Linked DNA regions of Homo sapiens: region 1 is linked to region 2. Evidence: chromatin loops called from intact Hi-C (ENCODE). Cell type or tissue: GM12878. All regions are shown on one strand. Each heading gives the region's core, and the rest is flanking DNA. Links, peaks and the distances in the headings are about the cores only. Region 1 holds the start of ABCA12 (ATP binding cassette subfamily A member 12). Region 2 holds the start of LOC124906117 (a long non-coding RNA gene).

Region 1 (15,779 bases), core at 2,543-10,542, 120 kb after region 2:
CTCATTGAACAGAGATAAGTTGACTTCCTCTTTTCCAATTTGGATGCCTCTTATTTCTTTCTCTTGCCTGATAGCTCTAGCTAGGACTTTCAGTGCTATGTTCAATAGGAGTAGTGAGACTGAACATCCTTGTCTTGTTCCAATTCTTAGGGGAAATGTTTCAACTTTTCCCCATTCAGCGTGATGTTGGCTGTGGGTTTGTCATATATGACTGTTATTATTTTGAGGTATGTTTCATTTATGCCTAGTCTGCTGAGGGTTTTTTTTTTAATCACGAAAGGATGTTGGATTTGATGGAATTCTTTTTCTGCATCTATTGAGATGATCATATGGTCTTTGTGCTTAGTTCTGCTTATGTGGTGGATCATGTTTATTGATTTGTGTATATTGAGCCATCCTTGCTTCCCTGATCATGGTGAATCATTTTTTCATGTGCTGTTGTAGTTTACCAGTATTTTGTTGAGGATTTTTGCATCTATGTTCAGCAGAAATATTGGCCTGTAGTTTTCTTTTTTGTTGTTGTTGTGTCCTTGCCTGATTTTGATAAGCATGGTGATGGTGGATTCATAGAATGAGATGGGAAGGGAGCCCTCCTCTTCGATTTTTTTTTGGAATAGTTTCACCAAGATTGGTACCACCTCTTCTTTGTACATCTGGTAAAATTTGGCCATGAATCCATCTTGTCCTGGGCTTTTTTTATCGGGAGATTTTTTTTATTATTGGTTTAATTTCATTACTTGTTATTGGTCTGTTCAGGGTTTCTATTTCTTCCTGGTTTAATCTTGGGGGTTGTATGTTTCCAGGAATTTATTCATTTTCTTTAGGTTTTCTAGTTTGTGTGAATAGAGGTATTCACAGTAGTCTTTGATGATCTTTTCTGTTTCTCTGGTAACAGTTGTGATGTCATCTTTATCATTTCTAGTAATTATGTGAATCTTTCTTTTTTCCTTAGTCTAGCTGGTGGTCTGTCAATTTTGTTTAGCCTTTCAAAGGATCAACTTTTCATTCATTGATCCTTTCTATTGTTTTTTTTTTTTTTTTTTTTGGCCTGAATCTCCTTTATTTTTGCTGTGATCTGTGTTGTTCTTTTCTTCTGATAGCTTTTATTTTATTTTGCTCTTGTTTTTCTAGTACCTTCAAGTGTGATGTTAAATTGTTAATTTGAGAGCTTTCTATCTTTTTGATGTAAGCATTTAATGCTATAAACTTTTCTCTTAGCACTGCCTTTGCTATATCCTAGGAGCTTTGGTATGCTGTGTCTTTATTTTTATTTGTTTTGCATTTTTTTAATTTCTGCCATTATTTTATTGTTTACACAAAAGCTGTTCAGGAGAAAGTTGTTTAGTTTCCATGTACTTGTATAGTTTTGAAAGCTTCTCCTTAGTATTGATTTCCAATCTTACTCCACTGTGGTCCAAGAAGCTACTTGATATGATTTCAATTTTTTTGAATTTATTGAGACTTCCCTTTTGGACAAGCATACAGTTAATTTTGGAGACTGTTTCATGCACAGATGAGAAGAATGTATATTCTGCAGTTGTTGGGTATAATGTTCTATAAATGTCTATTAGGTCCTTTTGCTCCACAGTCCAATTTAAGTCCAGAGTTTCCTTGTTGATTTTCTGCCTTGATTATCTGTCTAGTAATATAAGTGGGGTGTTGAAGTCCACCACTATTATTGTATTGCTATTAATCTGTTTTCCTAGGTCTAGTAGTATTTATTTTGTAAAGCTGGGTGCTTCCGTATTGGGTTAATATATACTTGGGATAGTTGAATCTTCTTGTTGTATTGAGCCTTTTATCATTACACAATGCCTTTGTCTTTTTTTTTTAACTGTTGTTGGTTTAACGTCTGTTTTATCTAATATGAGAATGGCTATTCCTGCTTGCTTTTCTTTTCCATTTGTGTGATATATCTTTTTCTACCTTTTTACTTTAAGTCTGAATGCATCTTTACTCAGTAGGTGAGTCTCTTGTAGACAGAAGATGGCCATGTCTTTTTTAAAATCCTATTTGCCATTCTACATCTTTTAAGCAGGGCATTGAGGCATTTATGTTAAAAGTTAATGTTGATACGTGAGATTTTGTTCTTGATGTAATGTTGTTAGCTAGTTCTTTTGAGGTTTCTATTGTGCAGTTGCTTTACAAGATCTGTGAGCTTTGTACTTATGTATCTTTTTCTGTGTTGTCCTTTTGTTTCTATGTTTAGAAATCCTTTGAAAATTTCTTGTAGGACCAGGCTAATAATGACAAATTCTCTTAGTGTTTTCTTGTCTGGGAAAGACTTTCTCCTTCATTTATGAAGCTCAGTTTGGCAGGATATAAAATTCCAGCTGGCATTTTTTCTTCTTTAAGGAGGCTAAAAATAGATCCTCATCTTTTCCGTTACAGGGCTTCTGCCAAGAAGTCCACTGTTAGTCTAACCAGTTGTCCTTTGTAGGTGCTTTGACTCTTTTCTCTAGCTGGCTTTAATTTTTTTTTTTTTTTTTTTTTTTTTTTTTTTTTTTTTTTTAGTATGGACTTTGGATGATCTGGTGACTACATGAGTTGGTGACGTTTGGCTTGTATGAACTCTCACAAGTGTTCTCTAAATTTATCCGAATCTCTGGTAATATCTGGATGTCTACCATTCAAGCAAGATTGGGGAAATTTTCTTGAATTATTCTCTAAAATATGTTTTTCAAGTTGTTTACTTTTTCTCCTTCTCTATCAAGAATTCCAATAATGTGTAGGTTTGGTCACTTTACATAATCTCATACTTCTCATAGACTTCGTCATCTTAATGGAAGACAAACTCTTATATTATCTAGTCTTTCAGCCTGCAATCTCTTTGCTGTCCCAGGACTCTTCCCTGTCATTAACTAGCATCTCATTAGGTAAGCCTTCCTATTGCTAACCATCTCTGCTGGAATATTTCTTCATTATTTCATTATTTTTAAAGTTAAATTACAAGCCCAGCAGGTTAGCAACTGCACCTGGTTGGCTTTCTCTATTACCTAACATTTCTATTAGTACTTAATGTATTTTTCTTTACTTTCCTTTAGTATTCATTTCTTTGGCAATACAATTGAGAACTGATATTACCACAGATATTAAAAATCATCAATTTCCAAGGCCTCCTTAGCAGATATTATCTGTTCTTTGGTGGGCTAAGTGTTAAGTGGGATCAGAGAATGTTAGAGAAAAAACTCAACTCAGCAGCAATAGAGAAGCATCAGGAAGTGATGGAAAGAATAAATTCATGCTTGAAGAAATCTGACTTTGAGCTTTAAATTTGCTGTGTGACCTTGGACAAGTCCCTTGAGCATTCTAGGACCCTGTAAAATTAAGTCAGTTAGATATGTCCCAATATTCCAGAATTCTGATATCTTACTTTACAAAAAAAAAGAGAGAGACATTTACTCCAAGAATAATTTTGAGGGAAGTCACCACCAAAATTAAAGATTCCCTTTTTTATAGCCAAACTAAATATTTAGCTTATGCTATTCTCATCCTGTTTCTCGGATTGTATAGCTGTTTGTAATTCTCTTCTCATTTTCTATTTTAGCATATATATATGTATATGTGTATATATGTATATATGTACATATATACGTATATGTGTATATATGTATATGTACATATATACGTATATGTGTATATATGTATATATGTACATATATATGTATATGTGTATATATGTATATGTGTATATATGTATATATGTACATATATGTATATGTGTATATATGTATATATGTACATATATGTATATGTGTATATATACGTATATATGTACATATATGCATATGTGTATGTGTATATATACGTATATATGCACATATATGCGTATGTATATGTGTATATATACGTATATATGTACATATATACGTATATGTATATATGTGTGTATATATATAATCTCTCTCTCTCTCTCTCTCTCTATATATATATATATATAGAGAGAGAGAGAGAGAGAGAGAGACAAACAGAGAGAGAGAGAGAGAGAGAGACAGGGTCAAACTTTTTTGTCCAGGCTGGAGTACAGGGGTTCAATCTAGGCTCACTGTAGCCTTGACCTCCCAGGTTCAGGTAATCCTCCCACCGCAACTTCCCAAGTAGCTGGGAATACAGGCATGCGCCACCATGCCCAGCTAATTTTTGTATTTTTAAATAGAAACAGGGTTTACCATGTTGCCCAAGCTGGTCTCGAACTCCTAGGCTCAAGTCTTCCACCTGCCTTGGCCTCTCAAAGGATTATAGGCATAAGCCACTGCACCTGGCCAGCATATACTTTAAAAAAAAATTATTTATTTTTCTTTTTTTGAGACAGAGTTTCACTGTTACCCACGCTGGAGTGCAGTGGCACAATCTCAGCTCACGGCAACCTCCACCTCCCAGGTTCAAGCGATTTTCCTGCCTCAGCCTCCCAAGTAGCTGGGATTACAGGCACCTGCCATCCCACCCAGCTAATTTTTGTATATTTTTAGTAGAGTTTTGCCATATTGGCCAGGCTGTTCTTGAACTCCTAACCTTAAGTGATCCACCTGATTCGGCCTCCCAAAGTGCCGGGATTACAGGCATGAGCCACTGCGCCCAGCCCCAGCATATACTTTTATAATCAACACATTTCCTCATTTATCTCCAATCTACCTTAATATTTTTACTATATCTTTGTTTTCCTTTGCTTTTTTCATGTGCCATTTGTTTCTCCATTAATAGATTCTTAACTTCTTCTCTTTTGAATTAGTCTTCCCACCACCTTGCTTTGTGATGGAATTTCTAAAAAATATTAGGCAAAGTTGTCATGGTGGTGATGCTTCCATTTTTCTTTACCATTAAGTAAGGACTATAAATTTCCTGTGTCCATAGCTTAATTTCTGTTTTGCTGTGAGTAAAAGTATACTTTGAAAGTACAATTTTTAGAATGATTATGAATGTAGAAATATAAATGCTTGCATTTTAAATTATTATTTGATGGATAACCAAGTCTAGTTCCTACAAAAACACTCTTCTCCTCAAATTCATATGTACCTTCATTTCACATTTTGTCTGTCTTCTAATTTGCCTATAATTTCTCTTTAGACAATTTTTTTCATTTTATCCCCCTTTAGATCTTTAATTCCAACTTTCCAACCTCTTATTCCTCTCTTCCTTTTTAAGTGTAATGCCATCGCACATATATCCTTCCCACACGTGTCTTCAAGTCTTTTTCCCAACATGGAGAGACAGAGCTGACCCTAGGCGAAACTGTGAAGGAAATTTCTCTTTCTTTGCCCTTTCCCCCTCCACTCAGAATTGTCCTTCCTTTTCCTTTTGCATCACCATCTTCTACAGGTCTCTCTTGTCCCTCTGGTTGGTTATAATGGATTCAGGTTGGCCTCTGTATTGTCCCAAATTTTGGACTTTCTCTGACCTCACTCTGCCGTGAAGACTTATCTGTTCTGGTTTCCATTTGTTTAAGGTGCACTTAAGATCTGAATCATTCCCTGTCCCAAAATGAACTAATGGCTCATGTATTCTCCCTCCCTAGGAAAAGTATAGTTACCAGAGTTTATTTAGGGGTTTTGACTAGATGGGAATAATGCAAGGTGTCATGCTTGAAAAACTTTTAATATCTGACTTACATCTCCCCTAAATATTTCACCATGTCCACAAACACTGACTAAAATGAAGAGAAACCCCAAAGGAGAAAATTGATATACCTACTACTTTCAAAATGAGGAAAAAAATTTGTCATTAAAATTTCTAAAGATAAAATTTCTCAATGAAAAACAAACATCTTCACCTGAGATTTGGGTGTTTTTTTTTCCTATAACTTTTTTTACACAAAATAGAGTTGTAAAAGAAACAGACCTCAGCATTCAGATTATTGACAATAACACGTACAGATTTTAGTTCCTCTGTGTTTTTGTTTTTAGCTATTGAATTTTTATCACTTACAAACTTGACTGTACGTGGATTTCTTCCTTTTACCCACAGTATCTTCTCCTGAATTTCCTTTCATTATTAATCTGCATAAAATATGACACACATTGCCTCAAATCCCTCACTAATCTATTTGCTAAGTGTGTCAGTATTATAAAGCACTTTGAAATACATTAGCACATTTGGTACTTCCCCCAATGAGTTAGATGTGGCAGGCTTCATGCCACATCTAACTAATCATGTCACGTCTAACTCATCATGCCACATCATGGTGGGAAAAACAGTGCTTAGAGAAACTGTCTTAAGCTACTTAAGTTACATGAGGAGCAGTGGCAGGGGCCCCAACTCGCATGCTCTGACCACATGACCACATCCACACACCCAGGATCCTTTCCCTGCTTATGCCACACAGAATCAACCACATGATAATTATGGGGAGGTTTTCTTCTGTGCTTTTTTTTTTCCAGTTAAAAAACAAATAAAAACATGAATGAGTTTATAATTTTATATTCAAACCCCACACCCATGCAATCACATGCCTTAGAATTTTAAAACCCTACCCACAAAATTCACAAGGGTAAATGAACATCTACTTCCTCCTCTTACTACACACATCAAAACACTCAAGTAAAGTGTCAGGCAATCCAAGCAAGCCTGGAGCGAGATAAGGTGCATAGATAAAGTGCTGGTTTCTGTGTGATGCATATTATTTGCATAATATTTACATTACTCATTCAAGGCTGGGAATTACCACTTTAAAATAAAGTATATTGAATACCTTTTTGGATTTCCCCGATTTTCAAACATTCTTCTGAATATATAACAACTCCCAGAAACCAATTCCTTTCTCAATCATCCTGGGAGCCATCTGATGAGGATCTAATAGCTAACTTTGTAATTAGAACGCAAACATTAATGTAAGAGTACAAAAAAGACGTTGCAATGAGCAAGAGAAGATAGATTGTAGTAGTAAAGCTAAGTGATTCAATAATATTCTTAAAACATAGCACATATACATACTCTTGTTTGGTATTCCCAGTAAATGATTTTTAGATACTAAAATTTCTCAGTAGCTTTTCTATACTAATAGCCTTCAAACTATTTCTGTTCTGTATTTTACCTTTCAACCAAACTTTCTATGGCTTTCAGTTTTCCAGTATATTTCTTCCCATTTATTGTACATTTCAAATAATACTTTTCTTTCCTCTATCCCATTTTTAACTACATTAAGAAAAATTCTGAAAGCCTTTTGGCTTGAAACCAGAATTCAACGTTCCAGTTCAGCCAGTAATGAGTCATGTTCTTTTTTTTTTGCCCAGGGCATGTCCTGGTTTACTCTTTAATTTACTGAAATGAAAAGGCTGCTTTTGGGGGCATGTTAAGACTCGCTCCATTAGCTATAAGACAGATAGGGGGATGAATTCTAAATATCTTACTTCCTGCTTTGGAAAATGCCTTTAAACTCTTCTGTTTTCACTTCTCATTAAGATCACATTTTAGGATTACCTGGCGTATTGCCCCATGACCCATACTCCCACACTTTTTTTTAACTCACCGGCTGCCTTTTTACACCTAGCCAATTTTTCCAGACCAGGATCTGAAGCTGATGAAACAGGGAAGCCATCCTTCAAATGCCCCAAATGAGAGATTTCCTCTTCTTTTCTCCACTCCACAAATGAAGAACTGATGCCCCGTCCAACTTGCTGTATGTCAGTGTATCAGTACCCCTTTCACGGCATAGCTTCCTTGAGGGCTGGGGTAAGAAACCCACAGTTCTTCTGTTTCTGCTGGATTTTTCCCTGTGGTTAATCCTTAACCAAGAGGCACTTCTCAATCAACTCTTCTTCCAAAAGAAGGACCCAGATCAGTATCTTTGGGTGGCTTATGCTTATTTTAAAATAATATCCAGTTGCTGCTTGTTGCACGAAGTCCAGACTCAAGAGAGAATGAGCATCATTCAGATAATGCCTCACTGAAAAAAAAAAAAAAGCAGCAGCTGAACCCACACCTCCTACTCTCCATGAAATTAATTGCCTATCCACACCTTAGAGAACATGTCACCTGCACTGGATGCGTCACAGGGACTAGGGGGTGGGACCTTTGCAAGGCCAGTAGGACTTGTCCTACATTCTCTTGTCTTCTTTCCTGCACACAGTGTCTGCTCTAGCAGAGGCAGGGCACAGAGAGCATTTCACAGACACTGGGCCCAGTGACTCTTTAATATTAAAGTGTCATTAAAATGATTTAAGTCAATAAGGCCAGAGCTTAGCTGCAAAGCTCTGAGCCTCAGCCCATCATTAGATATACTAGGGAAAGTGTCCACCTTTAACCTAAAGTTGAATGTTTCGATTTTGGGGGAAGAAACTATGTTGGCCAGGTCCCACCTTTCATCACAATGTACTAGGTTAAGCACAGGGCAGAAAAGGAAAGGTAGGCTGTAGGGGACATAAATTACAAACTGGAGTCCCTCAATTCGTGAGTGGAGATTCACGTGTCTATTACAGACAAGCCACATTGTTTCAGGCTCTTATAGTGAAAGGGGACACAGGCTGATCCAAGACATTTCTATTTCCTCTTTCCATGATACATTCCTCCCTCTCTAAGATCCTGCCTTTCAAAGTTATCCCCAAGTTGACATCTTCAATGAAGCCTTTTTGGATATATCCCATAGGATAGATTCTCTTGCCTTTGAATCATTCTTTGTTGCCCTCTCTCAAGGAACTTAAAGTTTTTGCATTATTTTTATTTGTGTATGTCTTATTTTTCCTACAAGATTATAAATTATTTGAGGACATGGACTATTTTATATCACAGTACTTTACATATCATTAGTGTTCAATACTTGCTGCTGAATGTAATTGAATAAACTACTGGAGCCAAGGCTAGTAGGGTGAAGCTCCCCTTTGATCCTCACACCTACCCTGACTAATCCAGACTTTACTTGCAAAATCCGTTAAAGCATTAAGAGTTCTCCCTTCGCCAGGTGCGGTGGCTCATGCCTGTAATCCCAGCAATTTGGGAGGCCGAGACGGGCTGATCACTTGAGGTCAGGAGTTCAAGACCAGCCTCGCAAACATGGTGAAACCCCGTCTCTACTAAAAACACAAAAATTAGCCAGGCATGGTGGTGGGCACCTGTAATCCCAGCTATTTGGGAGGCTGAGGAGGGAGAATCGCTTGAAACCGGGAGGCAGAGGTTGCAGTGAGCTGAGATGGCGCCACTGCACTCCAGCCTGGGCAAAAGAGTGAGATTCCATCCCCCCTCCAAAAAAAGGAATCTAGCACAGGTCCTGCCTCATAGTAAGTAGTCAATTAATTCTATTAATTGGGTAGCAATGTTTGCTAAGGACTTATTGAATCATCCTAGGAGTCCTATTATATAGAAACTGTCATTATTCCCATTTTCAGTGAAAGAAAGTGATATTTAGAAGTGCCATAACTTGCTGGATTTCACCTAGTTAGCAGTGAGGACAGTGGGAACAGCAGAGAAGGAACTCGAACCTCGTTTCTGTACTGTTAATCTCTGTGCTATGTTTTCTCCAGTCCCATGTATTACACTTCACAGGAAGAGCTGAGAAACAAATGAACATCAGGGATTTTCCCTGTTTCTCTAGGCAGGTCTATAAATCACTTGTAGAGATTTTTTTGTAAGTACACGCATGAAAAATTATGGCCAAAATGAGTTCACAAAGAGTAGTTGCTCCAGGAATTCAGGAGAAGGAAGGCTGCTCTTTTAGGCTTCTTCATAGAGCCTCACGGCACTTCCCAGCCTGGCTCTTGCCAGCTTCATCAGTTGTCTCTCCACCTTCAGCCCTCCCTCCTGCCATCTGCTAGAATACTTTAGATGAGGACTGTTCACTTTCAGGCTTTGGTCATGCTGTTCCCTCTGCCCAAAATGAAATTGTGCTCATTCTCAAATGACTGACTCAAGTGTAACTTCCCCTCTGAAGCCTTTTCCAGCACTTCCACCCACCACACCCCCACCCCCGGCTGAATTAATCACCCCTTCATCTGTTTTCCCATAAAGCTTTGTTCGCACAGATAGCCAACTCCCTTATTACCTTCTAGTATAGTCAGTCTGTCTCTCTGTCCATACTCTGAGCCCCTTGAGTACAGGGACCAAGTCTCATGGAACACCACAATTTTGAGATAAATTCTGTATTCCTGAATGGTGAGAATTCTGACCCAACTAAATCTAAGAGCTGGTCTGAAGTAGTAGAAGATAAAGTTGGAGAGTTAGGGACCTAAAGCCAAAGAGGAGGAGATGTCATATTGCGGATTTAAAATGAAAAGTTCCTGGAAACTCTTCTTAAGAGATAGAGTATGATAAAGCCGATGCTGTGGGATGATGAAAATGTTAGTAGAATGAGAAACTGATTGAAGTTGAGACTTGAAACCCTGTTTTTGAATAGAAAAAACAAGTGAATTGAGTTAGTGATGATGTAAAACAGTTCAGAAATTTTAACAGCAACCAGATTATAATTTTACTCCTTTGTCTCAGCACTGGTTGTTGTGTATAGCATCAGTGACAACTTTGTTTGTTTGTTTGTTTTACCATCAACTGACTTTTACATTAAGGTGCTATGGGATACTCATTGCATACAGGACCTGTGAGGTCAACATTATTTTACCTGCTGTATACGTGAAGATGCATAGGACAAGTAGCTTCCTGAGGTCACACAGATAATGGGTGTCAGAACATTAATTTGAACCCAGGTTTCTGTGTCTGCAAAACCTGTTCTCCAACAGGCCCTAATAAAGCAAGCATGGGTAAGAAAACACAGCAAGTGCACACATTTAACCTAGGTGGAAATGTGCAACAAGTTGGGAAATTGAAGCTAACTCATGGTAAAAATAACAGCATCCTTCTTTTATAAGAAGGGTGGGACTCCACCCAAGGATTACCATAATGAGGCACCAGTTGCTAATACCTCATTGCCTAAGATCCACTTGCGATGTAAGAGGTTGATAGCTGATGCTATGAAGCAGGTGGGTGTGAGGAAGGTATCAGATTCAGGATTTTCAAGTTTTCAGCACTGAGACACTCCAATGATAATGTAGACAAAAGAATTGTGTCAAGAAGCAACTGGTAAAAATCTGATCCACAAAACCCGAAAAGAAGACATATTTCAAGGGAGCTTTAAAAAGTCTCGCTCACTCCAAGCTGTTACAGAGCACCTTATCCCTCCAAGGTGATTTCAATGGCATGGAATTTCTCATCACAAATAACACAGTCATGTCAGGGACCAAGTTTGTAAATCAATTGATTATCTTACATTGAGCCATGTGAGTATGGCAATTTCAGGGTGATTTCCCATCTTGTGAAGAATTATTCATCCACTCACTCAGGGTGAGTAATCATTTTCTTAAACTGGTGATGTTGAATTAATTTTACTACATGTGTAGCTATAATCTTGTGAGGCTAAGAAAAAAAAACTGATGCCTGTAAAATTTAGAAATTTTTGGCCAACCTATTTAAACTGATGGAAAGATATAGCGTAGAGTATTCAGAAAGATCATCTCCTCCTCTTTGCAATGTAAGTTTTAATAATCAATTCTCCATTTTAAAGGAAAAATGAAAATGAAAAATAGTATTTTTTTCTTCTCAATTTATGTTTTCCCCCTCATAACACCTTAAGCAGCTTAAAAGACAAATCTATATATTTATCTACTATCGCTTGTTTCTTCATGGAAAAAATACAACGAGCCAATTTTTGCATGTGTTTTAGTCTTTGATGACTGGCCTGTTCCCAGAGCAATTTAAAAAAGAATATCCCAATAGTAAAGGTTTCTATAGCATGCATTCTCTTGGGCACAACAAAAACTATCTTAGAAAAGATTAATTTTATTAAATAAGCTAGAAAATGATCATTTCTAGCATTTTCAAATTCCAACATATAAGAAAAATAAGTCAACCAGTTATCTGTCCCCTCAATCTTGAGCAACACACAGGTTTTCTTTCCTTTTTTTTTTTTTTTTTTTGAGGTGGAGTCTTGCTCTGTCACCCAGGCTGGAGTGCAGGGGTGCAATCTCGGCTCACTGCAACCTCTACCTCTCAGGTTCAAGTGATTCTCCCACCTCAGCCTCCTGAGTAGCTGAGATTGCAGGCGTGTGCCACCATGCCCAGCTAATTTGTGTATTTTTAGTAGAGATGGGGTTTCACCATGTCAGTCAGGCTGGTCTCGAACTCCTGACCTCATGATCCGCCCCCCTCAGCCTCCCATTTTGTATGTGCAACTACTACTGTATTACTTTGAAAGCATAAGGCTAGGGGGTAAAGGAACTAGTCAATAATTTCAATTCAAATCAATAATCAAACATTTTAGTTGAGAAGTCTCTTTCAAGCACTAACTGATCAGCAATATTTTTTTGTTTTTGTTTTTGTTTTTGTTTTTGAGACGGAGTCTTGCTCTGTCGCCCAGGCTGGAGTGCAGGGGCACAATCTCAGCTCACTGCAACCTCTGCCTCTCGGGTTCAAGCGATTCTCCTGCTTCAGCCTCCTTAGTAGCTGGGATTACAGGCATGTGCCACCATGCCTGGCTAATTTTTTGTACTTTTGGTAGAGACAGGGTTTCACCATATTGGCCAGGCTGGTTTTGAACTCATGACCTCAAGTGATCCACCCTACTCAGCTTCCCAAAGTGCTGGAATTACAGATGTGAGCCCCCACGCCCAGCCTGATCAGTAATATTTTGGAAGCAGAGGAGAAGGAAAGGTACAGGGGGAAGTGAAAGGGAACAACTGATTGGCATGTATAGTGGTAGCTGATAGCTTGACTCTTGAACAAGAGAATGTACAAATAGAGTAGGATAAATTCACAAGTCCACACTCAAAAATATCCATTTTTGTATGTGTTTATATAGATGTAAATATGTACTATATATGCTTCTTTACAAATATGTGGCTAGAGATAAAAAGTATATTCAAAAGTATGTAAAAAAATTCACAAAATTTTAACCATTAGATAAGCACATATGGATTGTAAATGGGAAGAAAATGGTATATAATAAAAATGAAACATCTGGCTCTCCAGATATGCATTTAATGAGTATTTTAATGACAGCATGTGACAAGCAGAACATATGGCTATTGTATCAGTGAAGTCTTGCTACAGATAACTGGACAGAGATTTTGAATCAAATTTTGCAGCATATAGTTTCACCCATGGTATTTTTCTAAACATATCAACTTCTAAATTAACTAACTGTGCATTCATTAATTTGTATTATAATTGGGAGCATCAAGTTTATATTTTAACCCTTTTCCAAGGGGGAAGTACTCCCATATAACACGCAATAAATATATCTCAATCTAAAATAATCATGTTAAGTGGCAGGAATGACGTTAATCTTCCCCATTCTGTTACTACCTGTGGTTTTTTTCTGGACCATGGAATTGTTTTGAAAGCTAGTTGTGACCTATATATAGACAATAATAAAAGAAGAAATTTGTCCAAAACACTCTGAGAGACTTGCACAAACTTCTCTACCACGGAGACTTTTATGGGAAACATAATCTCATTCTCACCTACAGCTTGACCCTCAAATCATCAGCCTTCTTCCAATAATGAAAGTTCACTGCTTAGAGCCAACAACCATTTTGTGTAGCACAGGGAGCCCATGAAACAGAATTCTGTTGACACCATGGCTCTGCAGCATCAGAAGGTCATTGGCAAGATGCCACTTTGATATAGCAACTTCATTCCCTAAACTAGGGGCCATGTGAGAAATGTCAAATCACATTGAAAGCGAAGGTACACACTTACTGCAAGGGGAGAGAAAGCCATAGGGCTTATTGAAAGAATTGTTTTGTTGCACAAAGAAGCAGAGAATGTGGAGGGAAAGAGCAGAGGAGCCCTACTGACGAGATAGGTGTTGAGGCCAAGCTACCACTTTCTGAGGGTCAATTGCTTTATCTAGAAAGTGAGGTGATAATTATTCTCGGCCTACAGGTTTACTGGGGAATTAAACTAAAAGATCAAACAAATATAAATAACCTAGAGGATAGTTGAGGCCACTTCTGCCTCCCTGATTCCTGCCATCTGTGCAGTGGCTTGGGTTAATACCCTATACAACCCAGATGGAAACTCATTGGTGGTGTATATTAATTGAAAGCAAAACAAAACAAAACAAAACAAAAACAAAAACAAAAAAACCACACACAAAGTATTCTGTGAGTTTAGCACACTTTTTTTTTTTTTTTTTTTTGAGACTGAGTTTCTCTCTTGTCGCCTAGGCTGTAGTGCAATGGTGCAGTCTTGGCTCACTGCAACCTCCGCCTCCCAGGTTCAAGCAATTCTCTTGCCTCGGCCTCCTGAGTGGCTGGGATTACAGGTGCCTGCCACCATGCCCGGCTAACTTTTGTATTTTTAGTAGAGATGGAGTTTCACCATGTTGGTCAGGCTGGTCTCAATCTCCTGACCTCAAGTGATTCGCCCGTCTCGGCCTCCCAAAATGCTGGGATTACAGGCGTGATTAGCACACTTATTAATGATTAGGGGGTGACAAGTAATTGCATGTATATGGCCTCTCATAATCTCCCCAACTCAACCTTTTTTCTCTCCCCCTTCCATTTCCTTCTTCTCTTTACTCCATTCTTCCTCGTCCCTTTCTAGGACAATTAAATTCCTCTCGTTTCTGCTGAGTAGTTTAGAACCCTTCTCTGAAGCTATAGTGCTTCCTGACCTCCAGACTCCAGAGGAATACATTCACATCCAAGCTTCTCAGTCACTAGAATAAAAGCTGTTCTCTTTTCACCATATGAGAAACTCTGGTAGCAGCTCCTAAAGTAGTAAAAATTTCACCAACTCTTTACACTTAATTACTATTACTATTGGCTAAAATAATGCTTGATCACTTGGAACCTTCAGAACAATGACAATCAAGGAAGATAATGAGATTAATTCCACAGCAATTATTTCAAACTCAAAGTAATATTCAATTATACATCAGGACACATGAAATACTGTCACTTTCTATTTTTTCTTATACTCAAGACAGTGTGAGGAGAAGTGTAAACCTCTCTGGGATCCCTGACATATTCTCAGGAGCCCAGAAATTCTTTTTGAAGATTGAGTATTTTGTCGCTTTCATATTTATAACACTCTTTGAAAAATTAAAGTTAGCCTACCCTGCTTCATCTGGATGACCCAGTCTGAACAATTAAGTATGAAGCAATCCATCCGTGGTAGAAATGTTTAACCTCTCCATGAATTCATAAGATTATCTAGCTTCTTAATATGGCAACGTAAAACTGACAGCAATTGTTACATAACTGATATTGTAACTCACACTCAAAAGAATTGCTCAATTCCTTTAATGTTATAAAAGTAATATCTCTCTTTAGCAATGATATTTCCTAACTAAAATGTTTCTTTTTTTTAAAATAAAGTCTTTGATTTTGAATCATGATATGGCAAAGCAAAGTAAATACTACTTTAATTGCAGTAGGTCAGTGAGAAAAGGAGGTGAACTTAATACAAAAATTATACATGCACAGTAGCATTGAAAAAGTACATACAAATGGTTTTTTGTTTTGATTTCTTTTGTTTTGTTTTGAGATGGAGTCTCGCTCTGTCCCCCAGGCTGGAGTGCAGTGGCGCGATCTCAGCTCACTGCAACCTCCGCCTCCTGGGTTCACGCCATTCTCCTGCCTCAACCTCCCGAGTAGCTGGGATTACAGATGCCCACCACCACACCTGGCTAATTTTTTGTATTTTTAGTAGAGACGAGGTTTCACCGTGTTAGCCAGGATGGTCTCAATCTCCTGACCTCGTGATCCACCCACCTCGGCCTCCCAAAGTGCTGGGATTACAGGTGTGAGCCACTGCGCCCGGCCCAAGTGTTTTTTTTTAAATTATGTTTCAGCACAGAG
Region 2 (15,779 bases), core at 2,074-10,073:
GGTAAGGTTGTAGAAAGGTACAGCCACTTTGGAAAACATTTTTGAAGTTTATTAAATAGTTAAATGTAAATTTAACACTCAACCTGACAATTCCATTCCTGGGCGTTTACCTAAGAGAAGTGAAAACATGTCCACACAAAGATTTGTATGTGAATGTTTATAGCAGCATTATTCACGATAGCCAAAAAGGGAAAACAATCCAGGTGAGTGGACAAAGTATATATTCTTAAAATGGAATACTATTTGGCAATAAAAGGAAATGAAATACTGATACATGTACAATATGTATGAAACAAAAAAAATTATATTAAGTGAATAAGTGAATGAAGCCAGGCAAAAAGACCACATATTTCATGATTCAATTTATATGTAATATCTTTTTAAAAAGGCAAATCTACAGAGACAGAAAATAGATTAGAAGTTGCTTGGGCTAGAGATTGAAATGAGACGTAACTGCAAATAGACATGAGGTTTCCTTCCGAAGTAATGGAAATGTCCTAAAATTAGATTGTGGTAATAGTTGCACAATTCTGTATATTTACTAAAAAAATCATTGAGTTAATCACGAAAAATGAGTGATTTTTATGGTATATAAATAATACCTCAATAAAGTTGCAAAAATAGATGATTTTATAAGTCATAAAGGCAAATGTCAACTACATATTTCTTCATGTATACTATTGCTCAAAAATGATATAATATGCACCTAAAAATTAAAATAAAACTGTCAAAAGGCTTACATGATTTATCAGGCTAAGTCATTTTAATCCCATAATGCTTATGTGCTACAAGAAGAAACATTGAAAATGTTTTAAAATTTTAATGTAATTTTTTTATCCTCTTATTTCATTTATTCAGGAACATGAATTGAGTGCCTGCTGTGTTCCCAGCACTGGGTGAGGTGATGGCTATGCAGTGGTGCTGAAGCTGGCACCATCTCGGTACTCACAGAACTTTGATCTATTAGGAGGAACAGATATCAAACAAGCCAATGAACCAAAGGCTGGGGCATATGAGAAGGTAGGGAGTGTTTAGCTACGAAATCAAAGGAGACCTTTTCAAAGCAAAATCTCAAAGAATGAGAAAGAACATACCATTGGAAGAACAAGAAGAGGAAGGGCATAGGCAGAGGGGCAAAGCTGTTTGAGGTCCCTGAGAGAAAACCTGTGATATTTCTAAGGAAGTCAAAGACCAAGATTTTGAGCACAAGATTCAGTTAGAGAGGTAGCTTTGTGTTCATATCTCCCACACCGCCCATCTCTCAGTCATGAAGATATGGTTACCTCAATAGCAGAGCTCCTGATTCCAATCATATTTTGAAAATCAGAACCAACATTTTTTTCTATTTTCTATTGCAGTTCTGCCAGAATTCTAGGCATTCCCACATTAACGTGAAATAAATTGGCATGCCGACGTTTAACGGCTAGACTCAACAGCAAATATTTAGTTTGATATCTGCTCTGTAGAGGCATTATAAAATTAGAGTTAAAATTTTAGGCAAAGTAATAATAGTAATTTCATGTCATATGCATTGTAGGTTATAGTTTATGTAAAATAACCATTGGCTGAGTTAATGGGTATTTGCTTCATTTCCCTATGGGCCAGACACTGTTCTTTGCATTTAAAATATTTCAGTGAACAAAGAGGCCCTTGTGGAACTAACATACTAGTGGTGCAAACGGCAAATACATTTTAAAAATGGGCGAAGCACGATGGCTCACTCCTGTAATCCCAGCACTTTGGGAGGCCAAGGTGTGAGGATCACTTGAGGTCAGGAGTTCAAGACCAGCCTGGCCAACATGATACAACCCCATCCCTATTAAAAATACAAAAATTAGCCGGGTGTGGTAGCACACATTTGTAATCCCAGCTACTCAGGAGGCTGAAGCACAAGAATTGCCTGAAACCAGGAGGTGGAGGCTGCAGTGAGCCGAGATGGCACAACTGCGCTCCAGTCTGGGTGGCAGAGAAAGACTCTGACTCAAAAAAAAAAAAAGGTTTAAAAATGAAAATTTAATAAAATATATAGTTGGCTGGAAGCAAAACAGAAGCCAGAATAGGAAAAGGGGATTTGAGAGTGCTGTAGGTAGCATTGGTTGCATTTTAAATAGGGTGGTCAGGGTAGACCTTACTGAAAAGGTCAATGTTAAGCAAAGTCAAAAAAAAAAATAGCCTTGCAAATCATGTGAAGGGTTGTCTCTGGAGTTGTGCCACACAGCAACTCTGGAGCCAGGGTCCAGAAAGTAGCCAAGTAAGAAATGAGATTTTAGTGATGAGGAATCATTGTGCAGATCATAAGGCCCTTGTAAAATTTGGGGGTTTACTTGAATCAAATGGAGATCCACTGGAAAGTTTTGAGCAGAAGGGTGATATAATGAGACTTTAAGTTTTAAAAGGATCAGTCAGGCTGCTTGCAAGGTGCTAGGGAGAGGGGTAGAGGGTAGGTGTGGAAGCAAGGGATATGGTTAGGAGACCACTGCAGAAATATAGGCATGAGATGACAGTAACTCAGAGCAGAATTATTTATAACTAGTCCAAAACATTTTTATCCCTGTGGCTATGTCTCAAAAATATGTCAGCTATTTCCTTTTGGTTGTGTTTACTACAGAGAAGGATAATTCTTCAGTGTTTTTAAGAACATGTAAATATTTTTGACCCAAGTGAAATTTGGGTGAACATAGGTGCTTAATTTTCCTATGTTTATATTTTTCTTTCGGTTATTTAGTAAATAAGTACTCATAGAGCATCTGCATATTGCAAGATGAAGTCAATGCTGACTTTACTAAGCTCTAATAACAACCATTTGTTTTTCCTTCTGGGTATGTAATGGTAGCCTCTATCTAAATTGATGAAGGAAACAGGAAATTTTTTTTTAAAGAACGCCAAAAAAAGCCTATTTTTAATTAAGAAACCCCTTTTTTCTAATCTTTTTTAACCCTACCAACTTCATGTCTGTTCACTGTTAAAAAAATAATAATTGCAACATTTGCATTTAACACTTTTGAAATACAACATTTGTATTTCACAGTAACAGTACATATTAAATTTAATAATTGGTCTCTGATACACAAACCGAGAGTTAGTAAGGAATAATATCAGTTTCCACATCTATAAAACGTGCAAAATTGCAATAAATGATCTCTAAGGTTGCATTTAGCTTTAACATAATGCAATAATTCCAAAAGCCGAATAAATGGATCTCATCCCTCATAGTATCAGAGAACATAAATGTATAATTAAATAGTTTTATATAAACCATGAATATAAACATATTTAACCAACAGCAACTTGCCTTGTATGTGAAGTTGTAAATGTTTAAGTAGTGCAGAAGGGTGAGTCCGATGAGGTAAGACTGCCGGGATCTCTCTGAAAGAGACAGGTTGCAGAATTCTTTCATTGCATCTTCTAGTTTGGGAGTGGTGATATTAGTATCACAGGAATGCAGCCAGAACACCTGAGAAATAATCTGCAAATGGAGGAAGAAAAATATTTCAACTGTGAATCATTCGAGAGTCAACTGTTCATTTTGTGAGGTTTTCTGTATACTCTAAATTTTAAACTAAAACAAAAGGTCCTCAAGAATCAAACAACTTTTCATCTAAAGCACTAATTACTATTAATAAGACAATAGAGAATTAATAGTTCACTTAAGAAATAAGATGGGAGGCCGGGCGCGGTGGCTCACGCCTGTAATCCCAGCACTTTGGGAGGCTGAGGCGGGTGGATCACGAGGTCAGGAGTTCGAGACCAGCCTGGCCAACATGGTGAAACCCCGTCTCTACTAAAGATACAATAAATTAGCCGGGCGTGGTGGCGGGCGCCTGTAATACCAGCTACTCGGGAGGCGGAGGCAGGAGAATGACGTGAACCCTGGAGGTGGAGGTTGCAGTGAGCTGAGATTGCGCCATTGCACTCCAGCCTGGGAGACAGGGTGAGACTCTGTCTCAAAAATAAAAGAAAAAAGATGGGGAAAAAAGAGACAAGGAGACATTCAGGATGGCCCCTGGATTTCTTGCCTGAACAGCTGGGTGAATGATGATACCAAGAAAGACAAGTGGTTTGGAGTAAGTTTGGGGAAAACGTTAGTTTAAGACTTTGCTCCCTGGCTGGGCGCGGTGGCTCACGCCTCTAATCCCAGCACTTTGGGAGGCCGAGGCAGGCGGATCACGAGGTCAGGAAATCAAGACCATCCTGGCTAACACGGTGAAACCCCGTCTCTACTAAAAATACAAAAAATTAGCCGGGCGTGGTGGCGGGTGCCTGTAGTCCCAGCTACTCGGGAGGCTGAGGCAGGAGAATGGTGAGAACCCGGGAGGCGGAGCTTGCAGTGAGCGGAGATTGTACCACTGCACTCCAGCCTGGGCAACAGACCATGACTCTGTCTCAAAAAAAAAAAAAAAAAAAAAAAAAAAAAAAAGACTTTGCTCCCTTTAAAATCTCACTCTTAATAAATTCAAATTGCATTTAATTTTTGTAATCATTCAAAATTAAAATCTTAGGCAATATACTCTGTGGGTCCAGAGATGTAAAGCAAAGAAAAAGAGTTTCAGATCCTACAATCATGTGAATTACCCATCTTGAACAGTAATGCTCCTGTAGATAGTGAGGTATGATTACGCAAAATAAGATGTCATCTTTATTGCCACCGAGTTGAAATAAAGAGAAAAGCGTATAACATTCAAGGCCACAGGAACTTTTCACTCTTTCCTCTTGAAAGTAATAAGAATGTAGACTCTCCATTTACACGTTTTATTTACTAAAATGAACCTGCTCTATAGAAGCCAAAAACTTGATTGCTGAAATTATATCTTAGGATCAAATAATCAAAAGGTGAGATTAAAGAGAAAAGATCAATGAATATTATTTACTAGTACAGTAAAGGCAAAGCTGTTTTAATTTTTGTATGGGGGAACCAATTAAAATGACAAGAGATAGCTGCAATATTTTTTAAGGGGAACCTTAAAGGCTTTTTAGAAACTATCCAATATTGGAAAATAACTGGGCTGTGCTTAGAAATGACACACTCTGTCACACATAAGGTTTGAATGGATGAGGCCTTAAGCTCTGCAGCTCTTTTGGAAAATTTCCATGACACTTCCAGACAATGGACTTGGAAAAAGAATAAAAGATAAGACATTTTGAGTGGAAAACCCTATTACCAGCATATGAAGAAATGACATTATTCATTTTCACATCAAAAAATATTTACTACAACCACAAACTTACCCTTAGTTCCCTTGACCACATCTATTGTATATGCTATGTCTTGCTGTACGACTTTTAAAAAGTAAAAATGGATATCCATTTTAATTTTAGTTGCAAGCAATAGTAAGTAGTCTCCATACATTTTCCCCCAATTAGGTTACTGAAGTTTGACTTTGATAGCATTTGAGTAGGTACAAATTCACCTCATACAATGTAATTGCGACAGTGAATATAATTCTTTTTTTTTTTTTTTTTTGAGACGGAGTCTCGCTCTGTCGCCCAGGCTGGAGTGCAGTGGTGCGATCTCAGCTCACTGCAAGCTCATTGATTGAGGAAGCCATCTGGGGGTAAGGAAAAGGAAAGAACAAATGGGGCATGGGAAAGGACAAGGAAAAATAAAGAGAAAAGGGACACATAGTGATAAAATTCTTGCTTCAGAATTTTTCTTCTATCTTTAATGAGGCCTCCAGGTTTATCACTTGCATAGAAAATTCACCAGATTAGCATGCAACTTCTCAGTGTTTAACTGGTAAGCGCTCAACAAATGCTAAATGCTATTTAAATTTCTAAGAACTGCATGTAAGTACAAACACATGACACCCCACCTCAGCTCTATTATCAGGGATGGGAATGGCCAGCAACTTGTCAATAGTCCTGTTGGACATTCCTGTTGTTCTCCTTAAATCTTCTTTCAGCTCTTCAACATTTTTAAACATTTCTAGTAACTGACCTGCAAGAAGAAAAATGTAAAAAGAAAACCCATGTTGGTTTGTCAGGTCACTCTTTTTAGTATGACTAACATAGAGAAACCTTCTAGACTAAGACATACGTGCCTTCTCAGGGGCAGATGTCTCCCAGTTTTGGCAAACGTTGCATATTTAGGATCTATTTCTATCTGATTTAGATTTGTTCTTATTATTATATCATAAACCCGAGGTAACAGATTGCTCTGAGTTATAAATTTTCCTTAGGTATCTACAAGTCAAGGTTTATTTAAGGAAAATATGCTTTCCTCACAGATTTTGATCACATAATGCACTAAATAAATATCTCTCCATTTGATTTAAAATATCACACAGATTCAATATGTTTTTTTAATCTGGGATCATGTAATATTGTCAATTTAGGACAAAGTTTGATAAATCCACACATAATGCCACAGAGCATTTTTCTTTAACTACAGTCACACTACAGTTATAAAGGGTTTTTACAATCATTATCTCACTTTTAAATAGAACGTGTTTAACTTCAAACTCTTTTAGGACGGTGATTATAATTCTTTTATTTCTGGGTCATTTATGGCACAATAAACAATATTTAGATTTTAGCAGATTGTAATAATCATCCTGCAAATGCCTTTCCATCTAAGTATCCTTCATGCAAATATATCTTTTTTTTATTTTTCAATCTAGTGCCATTCCAATTTTGTGGCTGCCCGTTGTCCAAAATTCTGAATGCCTTTCCTTTCAGTATTGAGGAATTATGCAAAGAAGAAACGTATTGCATGATACCTCATGCTTGGAATACTAATAGAAAGTTCTGAATTGAGATTTCTGTAGACAACAGTGCATCCTTTTGGTTTTTTTCCATCAGGTTATTTTCACAGAAGCAAGTAAATTTCATTGTTGCCCTTGCAGCTGACTATGGGATGAACTTTAATATATCAGAGAAACGAAAGGTGAATGGTCTAACTAGTTAAACTTTTGAAGATCTTTTTGCTGTGAAATCAGATTTCCCTGTTTCATTCTCTGCTAGCTTTCTGTGTGTTTACTTTAGACAAGTAACCATATTTGAATGCTTCAGGTTTCTCATGTGTAAGGGCAGATAGCAAAGCGAGTTTGGTTGGGAACTTCAAAAAAGCTTTCTTAAACTGCAGCGTGAGAATCACATGCATTCTAATAAGACAAGATTTAAAATGTGGATGGGGAAACACCTGGCTTTTCAGAAGCATCTGCACTGTTATTGACATGCAGCATGGCTTCTATGATCGGTATTAACTGAGTGATATTTTCCAAGTAATTCATTTGCAGTGCCTGTTCTAGAAACCTGGAACAAAACAGAAAAGAAGAAATTCAACTAAGTATTTCAATATTTTGAAAGAGATTTCACCAAGGAAGAAGACAATGGAAAAACTTACTGATCCATATTTAAATTAATTTTGCTTGGATCTCCAGTCAGCAAATCTCTCACTTTTTTAGATATGACATTGTCATGGTACAGTAAGCTGGCTGCTATTTCGGTGCCCAGCTCTGCCGCTTCGAGGAGTTGCAGATCAAACTCACTTTCTTCACACAGGCTCCCAAAGCTCATATCAGAGAGCTGGCATGACTTCTCTATCAAACTGAAAGTTTCAGATTCACAAAGAAGTTCGGTCAAGTTTCGAAGTTGAGACAGCTTTCCAAAAAGGGAAAAGAGTGGGAAATAGATTAGTTACATTTTTCTACATATATAGTAGTTGATAATAAGCAACCACAATTGATTTCCTTTAAGAAAAACATTCTGCCTATGTATGTGGTTAGTTGGCATTTGGCGTTAGTTTTATTATGAAGTACTACCGTCTGTCATTTGAGTTTATTGTTCTCGTAAGAACCTGGTAAAACTTTTGGGCCTATTAGACCTGTCTTTCTCTGTGGAGTCACAGGTTTAAAAAATGGAGTTTAGTTTTATCCAGCTTAACTCACAAATACTTTGACTAATTTTATATTTTGATTTATATTTTAAATCATATGTAAGGGCAGATAAAAAGCAAGTTTGTTTTAGAACGTTTAAAAAGTATTTCTTTCTCACACCCATTAAGATGACTACTATTTAAAAAAAAAAACAAAATAACAAGTGTTGGAGAAGATGTGGAGAAATTATAACCCTTGTGCACTGTTGGTGGGAATGTATGCACACACACACACACACACACAGAGTGGTATATTATTAAACCTTAAAAAGGAAAGAAATTCTGACACAGGCCATAACATGAATGAACCTTGAGGATACTATGCTAAGTGAAATAAGCCAGTCTCGAAAATGAAAGGTGAATGGTCTAATACTATATGATTCCACTTATATGATGAGGTACCTAGAGTTGTCAAATTCATAGCGACAGAAGCAAAATGTGGGTTGTTAGGGGCTGGGGAAGTAGAAGATGAGGAGTTGTTTAATGAATATGGAGTTTCAGTTTTACAAGATGAAATGAGTTCTGGAGATTAGTTGTACAACAATGTGAATGTACTCAACACAACTGCACTATATAGTTAAAAATGGTTAAGATAGTAAATGTTATGTTTATTTTACCACAATTCTTATTTTTATTTTTATTTTTTGAGACAGGGTCTCACTCTGTCACGCAGGCTGGAGTACATTGGCACGATCACAGCTCACTGCAACCTCGGCCTCCAGGCTCAGGTGATCCTCCCACCTTACCCTCTTGAGTAAGTAGCTAGGACTACAGGCATATACCTGCACTCCTGGCTAATTTTTTGTATTTCTTGTGGAAACAATGGAGTACATTGGCACGATCACAGCTCACTGCAACCTCGACCTCCAGGCTCAGGTGATCCTCTCACCTTAGCCTCTCGAGTAAGTAGCTGGGACTACAGGCATATACCTGCATTCCTGGCTAATGTTTTGTATTTTTTGTAGAAACAGGGTTTCACCTTGTTGCCCTGGCTGGTCTCACTCTTGGGCTGAAGCCATCTGCCGGCCTCAGCCTCTCTGAGTGTTGGAATTACAGATGTGAGCCACTGTGGCCAGTCGACAATTTTTAAAGGTTAACAAAAAATTTTAAAAGCCTTTCTTGAACTGCAGCATGAAGATCACATTCATTCTAATAAGACTGTATTTAAACTATGGACGAGAAGACGCCTGATTTTTTGGAAGTGTCTGCACCGTTATTGACGTTATTTTCTCTCTTAGGTATTACAGGATACTCGGTGTTTTTGTCTTTCAAAGTGCTTTAAAAAGTGCTTAAAGGGGTTTAAAAATCCCACACCCGGAGGAAAAAGAGGAAAATGAAAATCAAATAATTTCCTATCCTGTCAATGATATTCCTCTCACTATCAGTTCACTGTGTTCTATGTGTTCTGAGGATATATTCCATGCCCTACATCCTGGGGAAAAAATAATATGTGCCCCTGGGAAAGAAAATTCTATTGTGCTTGGAAGCTACCCTAGAGCTGTTTCTTTTAAGAAGGGAAATAAATTGGAACAACATCCTAAGAAACATGACATCCTATGTGTCATTCATTGCAGCTCAGTTTCTAATCAGAAGTTACAGTTTGACCAAAATGAAGTATTTTATGGTACCGGCAAATGTTTGGGAATATTTATTTCTATATTATCAAATAAGAAAGGCACAATGATATGTCTTTAATGAGAGGTTTATAACTACACGTAGTTATAGCAATTAAATGTTGGTCATCTTAGATAGTAAATATCATTGGTCTATTTTCCATTGTACTTAATATTATAGTTGACCTCTGGGTTTGAACTATTCAAAAATAGGTTTATATGTACAAAAATTCTACTTACTAGTGTTATTGCTATGAGAGATTTTCCATTCTGGAATAGACCCAATCACTGTACCACCTATAACTGCATTTGCCACTCTAGTCTTTCTTTTGATTTTCCAGCTACTAGATATGATTAAACCTGTAATAAATGGAGTGAAGCCTCTATATTACATTCTCCAGGGAGTTTTTTGTGGTAATTTATTAAATAAAAAGATAAATTCTGTTGGGCTAATATATTTGTTTTAATTGAGCTTTGAGGGTGTTGTACATTTGAATGACTTTTACCCAGTAGATACTGAAATATGTTTTTTAATTATAAGTTTGGTGTACATATGTGGGAAACCAGCAAAGTTCCATATAGTATAGTCTTGGCTTAGTGAGATAAAAGTTATAGAAGAGGACATTGGAAATCTAGCCACACTGTGGCTAATAGGCTTGGTTCTCTGAAATAAAAGTATAATTCAGGGCCAATAATGTGGAAGGCATTGAGAAGCATATCCACCAAGGAGCAACATTATGGTCATTTTGTCTTTGTTATTACTTACTGCTTTATTCTGAGAACAATACAGGCATTAAAGTTCTAGAAGCTTCACAGATCATTAATCATCAACATAAATTCAGTGAATTAGAATTCTTTCTTCAAAAGTATGTGTCAACTTCAGATTGCAGATTTGCCAAAGCTTCATGTAGAGCCCTTCTCTCTTTTATCACGAGTAAAAGTTCAGGTTTAAAATAGAACAACGGATGACTAATGCCATTTCCAGCTGTGACTGAATTCTCCACTGCCTGATGCTTTTCAAATGTATCTGAATCAGAATCGTAAGTGACATGATGGTACTGACCTCACAATAGCAATGGGCATAAAATGATAAAGCAGCAATATTCCTGAGCTCTTGGTGGGTAAATAGAGGGAAAAATGAGTCTATTTAAAATTTTACAGGTTTTACAATAAAAATATTGTGTTATTTGTATTTCTGCCCAATACAGGAACACCCACTTTATGCATAGCTCCCTAATCAGGAAGTTATTCTTCCCATCAAAGCAACTGGAAAGAAAAAAGATAAAACAATGAAGGGAGGAGAAAACACAAAAGTTCAAGAAGAGCAGAATGTTCCGGCAAGGAGAAAAAGCTGGGAAAAGTCACCAATGAATGCCAGGGTTCACCACTATCTTAGGAATATCATGAATAAAGCGTTAGATTGGGTGTGCCCTAACTGATGGTCACAAGCATGATACTAATTATCAGGGTGAACAAAGCAGGGGAGTAAGAGCATCAGTAACTGTGAAACTCTAGGAGTTTGTCTTCATTCTTTCAGTGATAGGTACTGAGTGTTTCCCATGTGTCATACCCTATGCCAGGTGCTGGGGATGCAATGGTAAAGGAACAGACCTGGCAATATTCCTCATGGAGCTTGTGGTCTAGGACTGAATGGGTCCCGTCAATTTCAAATAACAGCCATGCTTGTTATAAATGATGATAGATTTTCTACTCAAAAGAAACGAGTGTAGTTTATTTCCACTTCTGTGGCTTCTAGAACTTTTTCCATAATGTAACCCTGAAGGAGAGCATTATATTCAAATTGGGGATGATGTTTTAAATTATTTTTAGCCCCAGTCCCATCCTATTAGTATAAATGGTTGAGACTGTGGTGTTTCCATTTCCCTAGTGTATATTATGTGCTTCCTGGTGACTTTCTAAGTCAAGAACTGTAATTGCCCAGGGAGCATGATTACATTCTCAGTGCTCTACTTTAACACCCTCACTTTTTCATACATTCATGAATCAAGCCTTAAGCTCCTACTATGTGGGGCTTTAGGGGTGATGAAAGCATAATTTCATCAGCTTAAACTCTAGTGAGGAAAACAGACCTGACATATGCAACAAATTATAATGCCAAGTAATAAGTTCCAAAGGCCAGATATCTCACTGTCACTGGAGATGTCATCTCATTAGAGATGTCTCTTTCTAAAATGCAAATTTCACCTTCTTCAAATTTACAACTTTCATGATCAAATTCAAATTCCTTGACAAGGAAGTCAGGATCTAGGCTCAGCCTCACCCTGCAGCCCTGTTTTCTGCCTATCACATGGGCATCTTCTGTTCCAGCTGAACACATGACTGCAGATACCCCTATACCTGTCTTTCAAGTTCACGCCTCTATCTTCTTAAACTCAGGACTCTATGTCTAGAATGCACAACTAACCTAATTCTATGCAGCCTTCAAAACTCAGAGAAAGCATTATTTTCTCTACAGAATTTCTTCTCTCCACCTCTATCCCTTACAATCCATGTTAGATATCCCGCCTCCATGCACAGAAGCCTCTATCCACCTATCACAACACTTATCTCACTGTATTACAATTGTTGGTCTGCTTTTCCATCTCCTCCAATGGATTGACAATAAGCACTTTGGGGTAAGAGGCTATGTCTTACAAATAAATAGATTAGTATTATGGGAGTACATATAATTGATAAAAAAATGAACGGATAAATATTATAGGAGCACAGAAGAAAAAGTCATTATCCTGGCTGAAAAACAGCAAGAAAGGTGATACTCTAATATTATCGAAGAAGTGGTATTTAAACTTGTCCTTGAGGGATGAGTAGGAATTTTCCAGATGAATGCACAATTTCCTTCTCATTTGCACAAACAAATTAAGATAATGCTAAATTAAGTATATTAGAAATTTTGATGCATGTAGAAGACTAGGGCTAAAATGTAGGTAATGGTAAGTAGTACATTTATTTGTAATATACATGGACATAATGTTTTGCATGCCTGCTTAATTATACCATGTTCACTATACAAGTCATCTTGCTTGCCCTGAATAAACCAGTTCTAATTTCACTTTATTCCTGACTATGTAAATCCAATTAAATAGCTATTCTTTCTAGGAATACAGCTTTCAAATTTTAATAGGGTTATTTAAAAAATAAACTAAATTTCATGATAACCTGTATACTATATGCATGAGATAAAGAATAATAGACAAATAAGCATAAAGTTATTCCCACATACAGTTATATATTTTTTGGTTGCCTTTTCCCACATTCTCTAGTATCATAAATTTTAATATAAATTATTCATTTTAGCTTCTGATGACAACAATAAAAGTAGGGTGAACCACATTTTGAGATTTTTGTATGCTGTGAAATCTAAAACATCAGCTTTCAAAATCTACTTTTACAAATTTTAAAACAAGACATCTCAAATTAGAAATTATTATTACGAATCCTTTTTCAAATCTCTTTCAAATTATGAAGTTTAATATGATAACTATTGTTAGCCATTCCCTTATAAATGTGCATACTCTAATTAGGCTCTTTTGGGTCATTTCATGCCGAGATCTCCACTGATTAAAAAAAAATACCATTATATAACATCAAACTCTTTAAAAACTTTCTTTTTAAAGACAGGGTCTCACACTGTCACTTAGGCTGGAGCACAGTGTGACAACAGCTGACTGCAGCCTCAAACTCCTGGTCTTAAGTGATTCTTCCCACCTCGGCCTCCTGAGTAGCTGGAATTACAGGCATGAGCCACGGCATCCAGCCATAAACTCTTTTGTCACCATTTTTCTAGAGTCGTAAGTAGGGCCATTATAAATCTAGAGTTAAAATAGCATCATTATTTACAAAGATCAGATTTAAAACTTAAAAGTGTATCTTGCCAAATATTATGAGAAGTGTTAAGGTTTTTTTTTTGTTTGTTTTGTCTTTTTGTTTTTTTTTTTGTTTTTTGTTTTTTTTTTACTTTCATGGCTTACTTTTGATTTTAGGACTTCAGGAACTGGAGGAAAGTAATCTTCATAGGAACCATTGCGAAGAAAAGATTTTTTAAATCGTATTGTGGACTGCAGGAGTCTTAGATTTTCTGTAAAGGAAGGGAGAAGAGTTACTTTATGTGAATTGCAAGGTCATTTAGGAAACCAGTTTGAAAGACACCTCTATCCTGACTTATTACTAAATTTTTCCTAAGATAATAGCCTACCTCAATACAAACATAAGATGAATGAAAATTTAACCTTTATTTGAACCATGGGGACAACAGAGTTCATTATTTTAAAAATATCAGCTTAGAGATAAAAATATTTCTAGCAAAGGTGCTCCATAGTTTTGGCTCTTTGTGAACTGACTATGCTTTCATTCCTGACTTTTGGATATACTATTAAGTTGAAGTATCTTGGAAAGAATAGGTTATAGAATCACTGTGATATAAATATGCCTTTCCAACCTTGATTAATTCATACCTTGTAAACAAAGTCTGGACTTAAATATTTGTTGTGCTATTTGCTTGCCATTAACTCTCAGAAAACTATTTTTGGTGTAGGAAAAAAGAATGTGTGTGTCCTAGAAAATGTGAGAAAGTAGGTCTTTTCTCTCAAAAAAAAGAAACATTTGATTAAATATAATCTTTATGGTTGCCCATGTAGGCAGAAAATTGCAAATAAAGTGTGTAAGGGTAGAAAATAAAAGTAGTCTGCCACAAAAATGCCTTTGTTTATGTAATTTACACCCGCTTTTAGAACTCTATATTATCATTCCTTAACATTTTTTAACAGCTAAGATTATTAAGAGCATAGAAATGTCATGAAGGGTCATATGAACCTCTAATGACTCTGGACACTTGGAAAATTTGTCCCAGTGGCCATTATCATATTATCCATTATATGGCCATTATGTATTAAAGTTTGTCCAGGTGGCCAGCTAGTGCTAGCAGCAGCAACAGAATAATATGATATTATGACAAGACATTCCCTTTGTATATCAAATCACCAGACTGAAACTGATGCATATGGAAACTAAGATTTTACAAATTTTCTTTCCTGTGTAAGCAAATGCCTCAAAAACTCACTACTTTAGAACAGAGGTAGAAACCATGAGCAGCATTTTGACTGTTAAGAACAGTATTACCTGGTGAACCTCTGGCCAAACTGTCAGTCACATTTCTCACACATGCCAAGTAAGGAATATAAGGACTATTTGCTGATATATTTAAGAGGGCATCTTCAAAGTTTTCCAGAATTAGGAGCCTGCAGAATTAGAAAAGAATATAGAAATTAAGACATATAAAAGTAAAGCAAAGCCGTTTTGTTGAGATCATTTTGGTCCCTTGTTTGGCATTGGTTGACTTGGACATTGAAATACTATGCAGTTGGCCGGGCGCGGTGGCTCACGCCTGTAATCCTAGCACTTCGGGAGGCCGAGACGAGCGGATCACGAGGTCACGAGATCGAGACCATCTTGGCTAACACAGTGTAAACCTCGTCTCCATTAAAAATAAAAAAAAATTAGCCGGGCGTGGTGGCGGGCGCCTGTAGTCCCAGCTACTCTGGAGGCTGAGGCAAGAGAATGGTGTGAACCCGGGAGGCGGAGCTTGCAGTGAGTCGAGATCGCGCCACTGCACTCCAGCCTGGGCGACAGAGCAAGACTCCATCTCAAAAAAAAAGAAAAAAAAGAAAGAAATACTATGCAGTTGGATGTCTTCCCTCACCCAGTTTAACTGTACAAGGGCAGCACTACTCTAGATCTTCTGAGCACTTGCCTTTTCTATGTGTACTATCTTTATATTTAATTGTTTTAATATGCCATCATAGGTCATCTTAAGGCAATTTCTAGGCACACTTACATGAAAGAAAAAGGTCACTGGGTGAGGATTGCCAGGTAAAATACTGGACTCCCAGTTAAAGTTGAATCCTAGATAAACAATGAATAATCTTTTTTGTGTATAAGTACATCCCACGAGTCCTGCAATTTTTTTTTACTTTTCATTTTCTAAATCTGGCAACCCCCTTCTGACTCTCCGATTCTTCTCTTGTCAATTGAAAGCTAGGGGGCTAGATGATCTGCTAGGTCCTTTCCACCTATAATATTGAATAACTAGATTTGAATTCATTTAATTTTGAATTAATGGGATCCCATTGACCAATATAAGTTCCTTTTTTCTCTAATCAACCAATTTAGTGTTTCCAAATTCACCACTTTCTGGTTTCCTTTCAAAGTGATTGGCATGTAAGGAAAGGGCCTAAGATTTTTCAGGCTACATGAGTGAGTAAGGCTATGTGAATGAG

The links. Peaks named below come from ENCODE experiments on the same cell type or tissue, not always from the same donor. Only the 100,000 strongest peaks of a DNase experiment are listed, where the experiment ranks them.
Region 1: a loop joins it to region 2, with 2.8 times the contacts of the local background. A loop is called at or near these places in 2 of 110 quality-filtered maps.

Annotation. Positions count from the first base shown.
Region 1 is chr2:215,130,678-215,146,456 of GRCh38, forward strand. It overlaps ABCA12 (ATP binding cassette subfamily A member 12), which reads right to left and starts at 7,949. Exons shown (of 53, transcript NM_173076.3): 1 at 7,463-7,949. The coding sequence starts at 7,531. In GM12878, for the core only: no CTCF peak of the experiment used is centred there; a DNase peak (open chromatin) is centred at 6,204; H3K4me3 peaks cover 1,567 bases; H3K27ac peaks cover 4,685 bases.
Region 2 is chr2:215,012,198-215,027,976 of GRCh38, forward strand. It overlaps ABCA12 (ATP binding cassette subfamily A member 12), which reads right to left. Exons shown (of 53, transcript NM_173076.3): 10 at 14,623-14,741; 11 at 13,476-13,582; 12 at 7,343-7,599; 13 at 7,139-7,251; 14 at 5,811-5,935; 15 at 3,293-3,466. It overlaps LOC124906117 (a long non-coding RNA gene), which reads left to right and starts at 9,631. Exons shown (of 2, transcript XR_007088073.1): 1 at 9,631-10,526; 2 at 10,695-12,224. In GM12878, for the core only: no CTCF peak of the experiment used is centred there; DNase peaks (open chromatin) are centred at 7,044 and 7,574; H3K4me3 peaks cover 330 bases; H3K27ac peaks cover 4,117 bases.